Regions from separate parts of the Homo sapiens genome. Here region 2 is linked to region 1. A link is an interaction called in ENCODE POLR2A ChIA-PET data of the cell type or tissue named here. Cell type or tissue: B cell. All regions are shown on one strand. Each heading gives the region's core, and the rest is flanking DNA. Links, peaks and the distances in the headings are about the cores only.

The links. ChIA-PET counts read pairs that join two places held together with the same protein. Peaks named below come from ENCODE experiments on the same cell type or tissue, not always from the same donor. Only the 100,000 strongest peaks of a DNase experiment are listed, where the experiment ranks them.
Region 2: POLR2A ChIA-PET joins it to region 1 with 8 read pairs; 5 of 35 experiments call an interaction of 5 or more read pairs at or near these places.

The regions. Positions count from the first base shown.
Region 1 is chr1:178,736,504-178,740,900 of GRCh38, reverse strand. All of the region lies in intron 1 of RALGPS2 (Ral GEF with PH domain and SH3 binding motif 2), which reads right to left. Among named protein-coding and RNA genes, the nearest start is that of RALGPS2-AS1, 12 kb to the right of the region's middle. In B cell, for the core only: no CTCF peak of the experiment used is centred there; no DNase peak of the experiment used is centred there; H3K27ac peaks cover 2,725 bases.
Region 2 is chr1:179,018,617-179,023,013 of GRCh38, reverse strand. It overlaps a transcript of FAM20B not described here. Among named protein-coding and RNA genes, the nearest start is that of FAM20B, 5.1 kb to the left of the region's middle. In B cell, for the core only: no CTCF peak of the experiment used is centred there; no DNase peak of the experiment used is centred there.

The DNA.
Region 1 (4,397 bases), core at 193-4,192:
AAATGAGACAGAGAGTTTAAGCGATTTGCCCAAGGTTGCAGGGGCTGGTAAAAAAGCCAGAATTCTAATGTCAAATGTCTGACACCAAAGCCTACAATCTTTCCTGGGGGTGGGGAGGAATGAATGCAGTCTCAAGAAGGGCAGGAGCCACAGAAGTACTAAAGGAAGAACAGTATCTACAGTGCCAGAAACTAGAATCTTCACTCTCATGTTCCATACCTCTCTCTCAAACCACATGGTTTCTCTCAGAATTTTGCACTTCTCTCAGCACACATGCCCTACTCTTTTATAGTTACCAAATGGCTTCCTCATCTCCTTTATCATTTCTGTAATTCATAGCTTCTGCTTACATCTACTTTCCATTCCCTTAAACTTTAGTTTTACAGGACTCTACACCAACACATCTTTGCAGCTTCAGCTCCCATGGTTCAATGGTAAATTAACTCCATGTTTTCTATAACTGACTATATAAATTTTCCCAGGTGGTTGATGGATTAGCAACCCTTAGGTCAAATGCCCACTGCTGGACCAATCCACTGCAATACAGTTTTATATGGTTAAAAAAATAGCTATTGAGGTCTGTTCTTCTGCAATGTACTGTAGAAAAAGCAGATTTCCTCCAAAGGAACTGTGGGCAAGCCAGAATTATAAATGACATATCTAGGATACTGACTCAGATAAATCACTACTACTCTGGGACTCAAAAGTCTTGCCAGGATTTCTAATCTACTTAGTTATAGTAGTTAAGTAGTTATAAATACAAAATTTGGTTGTTACTAAGGGGATCATATAATTTACAGCATCACACAAGACATGAAATACAGGTCCAGTGATTATTAAGTCAAAGGTTGCCATACTCCATTCAAGAGTACCACAACTGAGGAGGAAAACCCACTATTATCTATTATTTCAAATACCGCTCAGAGTTAGAAGTAGTATCAATGACCCTATTCATCCTTATAGCTATATCTGTTAGGCCATATTGGAATGAAGCAGATGAGGTGGCTAGGTTTGTTGACTTCATTCCTACAGCCAGTTCAGCTGTCCAAACTGTTTAGATAAACAAGTGCAGCACAGATGGCTTCAATTAGTACTGCCTGTTCCCTTAAGTCCAAACCTTCAAAGTGGTTATCTTTAAAAACCTTTTGGCAATGAGTTCTATCTGTCACCTTTTGGATCTCTTGAAGAAAGGAAACAGAGTGACACGCTAAGTTAGTGAATAACAATATGTACTATCATTTCAATTCTAATTTCCCCTGCTTCATTTCTAAGGGCTGAATATTTAGTCCCACCTCATCAAAGGTACTGTATTTCCCGCCACATCCCAAACAAACCCTTCAATCCAAATCGTGCCAACAACACCTAGTTCTGGTTGCCACATCTTGAGTCATGCTGTTTCAACAATCAGTATGTTCTTTCCACATAAATGAAACACATTCCTTAAGGACCACTCCTGTCCTCACTGAGCCTCTTCTTCTGTGACCTGCTAATGCTCTTCAATCTGACACAAAACAACATATTGTTTTATGTTATTTACTGTGGTTTCACATATAAGACTGTCTCTGACCAAGAAGACATGAACAACAATACTTTTATGATAACACTCTCAAGTACTGTGCTTACAAGAAAACATTTAAAAATGCCAGTGGCCAAAATAAGCAAGTCAGAAGCAGAGTTTCTTATCCATAAGATATCCTCAAAATGTTGCTCTTTAAGTAGACTTATTCCTGTCCCTCTAGCTTTAAGAGATAGGATCTAAACTACAAAAACATACAAAAATATATCAGCATATCAAAATTGCAAAAAAAAGAAAAAACTTACTAATCACCCACCTACAAACCCCTAAACTATCTATAAAGATTTCAGCACATACACAAAAGTGTAGCTTAAGAAAAGCAACAGAAAACATACAGATTTGTCATGTAAGCTAATTCCAGAAGGCAAAAAAATGTTCTAGACAAATCCTGGAAATCTAAATCAGGACTGGAAGAGGTATAACGAATAATTTACTCCAGTAACCCTAGAGATCTAGAATAACCACAGATGCAACAGAATCTGGGCTATAATTACACTTGATCTTCAAAATTCTGAAAGAAAGAGTAAAAGAAATCCTTACAATGATCCTATGAGAAGGCACTATTATACCCAATTACAAATAAAAAAGCTGAATGTTAAACAAATTAAGTAACTTGCCCAGATTCATACAGACTTTCATCAAAGAATTATAACCATTGTCTATCCTTAAAAAATTTATTTAATTTTAGCTTAGTAAATTATATGGCTGATCCCAAAAACATGTAGATACTTATTAGAAATTTAAGGAAACATAAAATTGAAATTTAGTTTTGACATTCACATTCCTTTCAATGCAAATTTAAGATATACAACTATTAGCCGACGGCAGTGGCTCACACCTGTAATCCTAGCACTTTGGGAGGCCAAGGCGGGTGGACTGCCTAAGCTCAGGAGTTCGAGACCAGCCTGGGCAACATGGTGAAACTCTGTCTCTACTAAAACACAAAAAATCAGCCAGGCATGGTGGCATGTGCCTGTAATCCCAGCTATTTGGGAGGCTGAGACAGGAGAGTACCTTGAACCTGGGAGGTGGATGTTGCAGTGAGCTAAGATCGTGCCACTGCACTCCAGCCTGGGCGACAGAGTGAGACTCTAACTCAAAAAAAAAAAAAAAAAAAAAAAGATATCCATCTATTAGAAAATAAAACTGATAATTTTTGACTAGACCTAACCAAAATCTATAGCCATATTGTGTTCCTAGCCAGCACATTTGAGCATATCACTACTTGTTCAAAAATCATTATTGTGGTCAAGCGTGGTGGCTCATGCTGTAATCCCAGCACTTTGGGAGTCTGAGGCAAGAGGATTACTTGAGCCCAGGAGTTTGAAACAAGCCTAGGCAACAAAGTAGAGACTATGTCTCTACAAAAAAACAAAAAAATTAGCCAGGGGTGGTGGTGTGCACCCGTAGTCCCACCTACTTGGGAGGCTGAGGCAGGAGGATCACTTAAGTCTGGGAGGTCAAGGCTGCAGTGAGCTGTGATCATGCCATTGGAATCCAGTCTGGGTGAGAGAGTGAGACCCTATCTCAAAAGGAAAAAAAATCATTAATGTCATTTAACTTTTTGACAATTGTTTAACCATTTGGGTAAAAAGACAAAAATTAGATCTTACATTAAAATAAGATGAATTAAAAATGAAAAATATTTAAGCCATAAAAATACTAGAAGTAAACATAGGTGAATTTTAAAATATATTCTGACATAGGAAAGGCTATCTAGGACTCACAGTAGAAACAGAAACAAAAGAAGAGATTGATCATCTGATTAAAGGTGGCGCTGGCCAGGTGCGGTGGCTCATGCCTGTAATCCCAGCACTTTGGGAAGCCGAGGCAGGTGGATCACGAGGTCAGGAGTTCAAGACCAGCCTGGCCAAGATGGTGAAACCCCGTCTCTACTAAAAATACAAAAAAATTAGCCAGGCGTGGTGGCAGGCGCCTGTAATCCCAGCTACTCGCGAGGCTGAGGCAGAGAATTGCTTGAACCTGGGAGGCAGAGGTTGCAGTGAGCCAAGATCATGCCACCGGCACTTCAGCCTGGGCGACAGAGCAAGACTTCATCTCAAAAAGAAAAAAGGCGCAAGACAGTGAAATACATGTATTTCATCAATTCTTAGATGTGCATTTTCTTACCTTTTAAAATCTCTGAAATTAAGATGCCTCTTAAATTCGAATGCCATATTCTTATTTTTAGATGTACATAAATAGTGCATCTTGCAACTGAAGCCATTTTAGATTCAATGAAATACAGTAAGTTGGGTAACAAAAGATAAAACAAGGAAAAGTAAAACAAGAGACAAAGAGTTAATATTTTTAATACATAAAGACTTCTTACACATTAATGTGAACTAGTAGGGTGCTTCAACTGCATTGGTTAATTTCTTAAGTTAGGGATTAACTGTATTAGTCTTCATATGCTTTTTGTTTTTTAAGACAGGGGTGTCCTTCTGTTGCCCAGGCTGGAGTGCAGTGGCTCGATCATGGCCACTGCAGCCTTGACCTCCCGGACTCCAATTCTCCAGCCTCAGCCTCCTGAGTAGCTGGGACTACAGGCACACACCACCATACCTGGCTAATTTTTTGCATTTTTTTGTAGAGACAGGGTTTCACCACATTGCCCAGGCTGGGTCTTAAACTCCTGGGCTCAAGCAATCCGCCCACCTTGGCCTCCCAAAGTGCTGAGATTACAGGTGTGAGCCACCGCACCTGACTCTATACACTTTTTTGTATAACTATTTCATTAAAAGACTTAAAAGATTGAGCAAAAAGAATGGGTAGGATGTGAAGAGAAAATTGGAGAAAGTAGTATAATATCACACATATG
Region 2 (4,397 bases), core at 230-4,229, 280 kb before region 1:
GTCCTTTCCCTGCCCTCATGGTTGTGATCACATTGATTCTTCCTCCAGGAAATCCACCTCACTCCCACCTGTAAAAATGTTATACAGCTCTCAGTGCTGCTTGTTCATGAAGCCTTTCATAGCCTTCCCAACAACTGCACATGCTTTCCTTGGCTTCTGAGACCCAGCACTTTATTTGTAACTGTCTTGCGGTGGGGTGTATTGAAGTCTTTGGGGATCTGTCTGACCCCGTTCCCCGGGTTGTATTGACATCTGCGTCTTCTGTAGCACTAACACTGCACATGGCCCATGGTAGCCATGCAATGCTTGAAAGGAAGGTTTGAGAACATGTACTACAGAGCAGGGAATTGAGCCCCAGAGACTTATTTCTTGGTTCCTTCATCATTGTAAGCATTTTCCTTAAACTGTTTCAGAATTTCCAAGTCTCTGCCAATTTGTCAAGCCCTAGGACTCCAATAACAGTCCAGCAATCCCAAGTTAGAAGGAGGATATTGTCTCAAGGTGCTTTTGCATACACGAAGGCAAAATATATATGCATACACGCGCGCGCGCACACACACACACAGAGTTTCTTTTAACCTAGGCAACACAGCCACCATGATGGATCCCTCTGAAACTAATTAAATTAATTCTACATCAAGCAAGTCGAGAGGAGCCCTAGGAAAGCTCACGCTGTTCCAAGGTGCCAGGAGCCTGGGGAGAGGGTGACGGGAAAGGCTAGCGAGTAAAGGAGCACACATATCTCTCTGTTTCCTTCCAGGAGCATGTGCCCTGCCTCAGCTGCTTCCCAGGCAGGTTTGTTCTCTGCATTGGGCTGTCTGTGGACAGCTGCTTCTGCATTTCTTTCCTAACAGGGAAAACTCCTTTCTTTCATTTTGCCACCAGATCTGCAGAGCTACTCCCAGCCCGCCTCTTGCTTATAGCAACGGACTGCCCACTTACCCCATCACGTGGCACCCCTGTCAATGCCATCTGAGCAAACAACTCACGTCCCAGGGACAGCATCATAAGCTACATACATACACAGCACACCCAGCTTCTCTGCTGAGACATTCGGGCTGTGGATTCTGAAAGTGGTGGGAATATTTCGGTTATTTTTTCACTCTAGCAATATTATTTTTAAGAAAAGCTTTATTGAGATATACATACCACAAAACTCACTTGCTTAAAATATACTCAGTGCCTTTTAGTATATTTACAGAGTTGAGCAACCACTAACATAATCTAATTTTAGAACATTTTCATCACCCCCAAAAGTAATACGGGATGTTTTCTTTTTTATTCTGAAAATATATTTACCTATTTATTTTGTTCTTTAAATCTGCACAGTAAAAGCAAAAAGAAAAATACATTAATGGATATGTTAGATTTCTAGAGTTAGTAAGAAATGCAGAGGAGTTATGGCTCTCAAAGCTGTGTATCACTTAACTGTCATGTATGGCTATAGAAATTTGTTTAACTACCCCAAAGTGTACACTTTGTTGTGGCATATACGCTTCAGTAAATGTCCAGGGCCACATCTTTGACATTTTCCAGTTTGTTATGAATTTCTCTAATGCCACATATGGCTTTTCAAGGGATTGGGTGGAGAGAGAATTGCAAATTCCAGATTGCTAATTCCCACAAGGTAATACTTTTGTAATATGCCTAGGATGGTACCACAGGCATATTGGTATTTAACACACATTTTTTTTTTGTTGTGATGGAAGCTGTTTTTTATTGACTCAATTCAATGCATGAAGTAATTGCAGTCACATGGAAGTTCTGGGTTCCTCAGACTTCTCTTTGAGACCCTGCTTGGAAAGCCAGGAAGCTTCTACCATCGATGGATAATGTGGTAAGGAGTTCAGCAGAAGGCTCTTTGAGCCTTTCTCATGGCTGGCCGAGGGATGTGCTAGAGGACAATTATCAGTCTGGCTGTAGGGGAGCTTTTTTTTCTTTTTGAGACAAAGTCTCCCTCTGTCGCCCAGGCTGGAGTGCAGAGGTGCAATCTCAGCTCACTGCAAACTCTGCCTCCTGAGTTCAAGCGATTCTCCTGCCTCAGCCTCCCGAGTAGCTGTGACTACAGGCGTGCGCCACCATGCCTGGCTGATTTTTGTATTTTTAGTAGAGATGGGGTTTTGCCACAGTGGCCAGGCTGTCCTCAAACTCCTGACTTCAAGCGATCCTCCTGCCTTGGCCTCCCAAAGTGCTGGGATTACAGGCTTGAGCCATTGTGCCCAGCCCAGAGGAGCTTTTTAAATAGCTCTATGCCTGCCCCCATCTGCAAAAATTTGAATTTAATAGTCTTGTGGTGAGGTCCTAGCAAGGGTATTTTTTAAAACCTCCAGTTTATTCTAATTTGCAACCAAGGCTGAGAACCATTGTCCTACTAGCGACTAAGCCAGGGCCATGTTAATAGGTTGAATCATGTGAAATTGTCATCTTTATAGGGCAAAGTTGAACATGGACAATTTTATATAGTTCAATCTAATATACAGGCAATTGGGTTTTATTTTCAAGGGAAGATAGCTTGGTCTTTTGGTAACCTTCTGTAGGAAGCCAGCCATCTCTCCAAGCGCTCATCCTGCTGTGAGCAAGGATGAGAAAGATGTGACAAGGAAGAAAGCCAGTGCCCTGTTGGTCCAGATGCTGCCCCTTGGTGGACCAGACCCCCTACATCTTTCCTTCCAGTGGGGCTTAGACATACAGAAGCCTGTGGCTGTCAGGCATGAAGGGAAATGAGCAAAGCAGGCCAAAGGTGAGGCAACCAGAAGGGTTGAGGGAACATGACATACCAGAGAGCCTGGTCCCTCCTTCAAAGGCATTTACATTTAAGTGTGTGTGTGTGTGTGTGTGTGTGTGTGTGTGTGTGTGTGTATACACACACATACACAGAGCAGGCCAAATCATAGACATCTATGGGTTGAAATCTAGTCTTCAGTCCTACAGTTTGTGATCCTTTCCTGGAAGGTAGATGTTTGTGGCACAGGGAGGTGACCCGAACAGAGGAAGACAAGGTACTCAACACAGTGGGACTATAAGCCCAGGGAGAAAGAACCAGTACCTCACTGATGGCTGCTGTACCCCTCTGGGGCCCATGGGTGAAATAAGGAGGCATGGCATGTAGGCAGGGAGATCCCTCAGGCAAGGGAGTACAGGGGACCACTGAAGGGAGTGTGCTAGGATTTTCAGAGATGTTAGCAACGCTTTGAAAGAAATGGTAATACCAGGCTGGTATTTTCACCATGGCAATGCACAAGAAAGGGTCTCGGCCAGGCGCAGTGGCCCACACCTGTAATCTCGGCACTTTGGGAGGCTGAGGTGGGCAAATCACCTGAGGTCGGGAGTTTGAGACCAGCCTGACCAACATGGAGAAACCCCATCTCTACTAAAAATCCAAAATTAGCTGGGCATGGTGGCACATGCCTGTAATCCCAGGTACTCGGGAGGCTGAGGCAGGAGAATCACTTGAACCCAGGAGTGAGAGGTTGCGGTGAGCCAAGATCGTGCCATTGCACTCCAGCCTGGGCAACAAGAGCAAAACTCCATCTCAAAAAAAAAAAAGAAACAAACAAACAAAAAAAAAAACCAGAAAGAAAGAAAGGGTCTCACTTAATGTGACCACCAGTCATCCAACCAAAATCATCAGTTGTCTTAGACTCATTTTTCTCACCCCCACCTCTGATTAGCACCAAGTTCTGCCAACTGTGGCTGCTAGAGAGTTCTCAATCCATCTCCTTCCTTCCAGCCACCCAACCACTGCTCATGTTCAGGCACCATTTTCTCCCCACTGGATTATGGCAACAGTTAATTTTATGTGTCAACTTGACTGGGCCATGGGATGCCCAGATAAATATTATTTCTAGATATATCTGTTAGGGTGTTTCTGGAAAAGATTAGCATTTGAATTGGTGAACTGAGTCAAGCAGATGGCCCTCCCCACTGTGCGTGGACTGCATCCAATCTGTTCAGGGTATAAACAGAACAAAAATGTAGAAGAAGGTTGAATATGTGATCTCTGACTACTTTAGCTGGGATATGGATCTTCCCCTGCCGTTGCTACCCCTGCTTCTCAGGCCTTCAGATCTGGACTGCAATCTATACCATCGGCCCTCTGGCTCTCAGGTTATACGACCAGCTTTCCTGGGTCCTCGGCTTGCAGACAGCAGATTGTGGGACTTCTCAACCTCCATATTCACGTGAGCCAATACCTTCTCATAAGTCCCTTTCTAGAGATATATGTATACATAGATCCTATTGGTTCTGTTTCTCTAGAGAACCTTGACTGATACAGATTTAATGCTATGGAATGAGTGTGTCCCCACAAACTCATAACTTAATGGTATATCATGAACAACTTCTACATTATTACATATTTTTACTACAACATTTTCTTAAATCACAACATTTTTAAA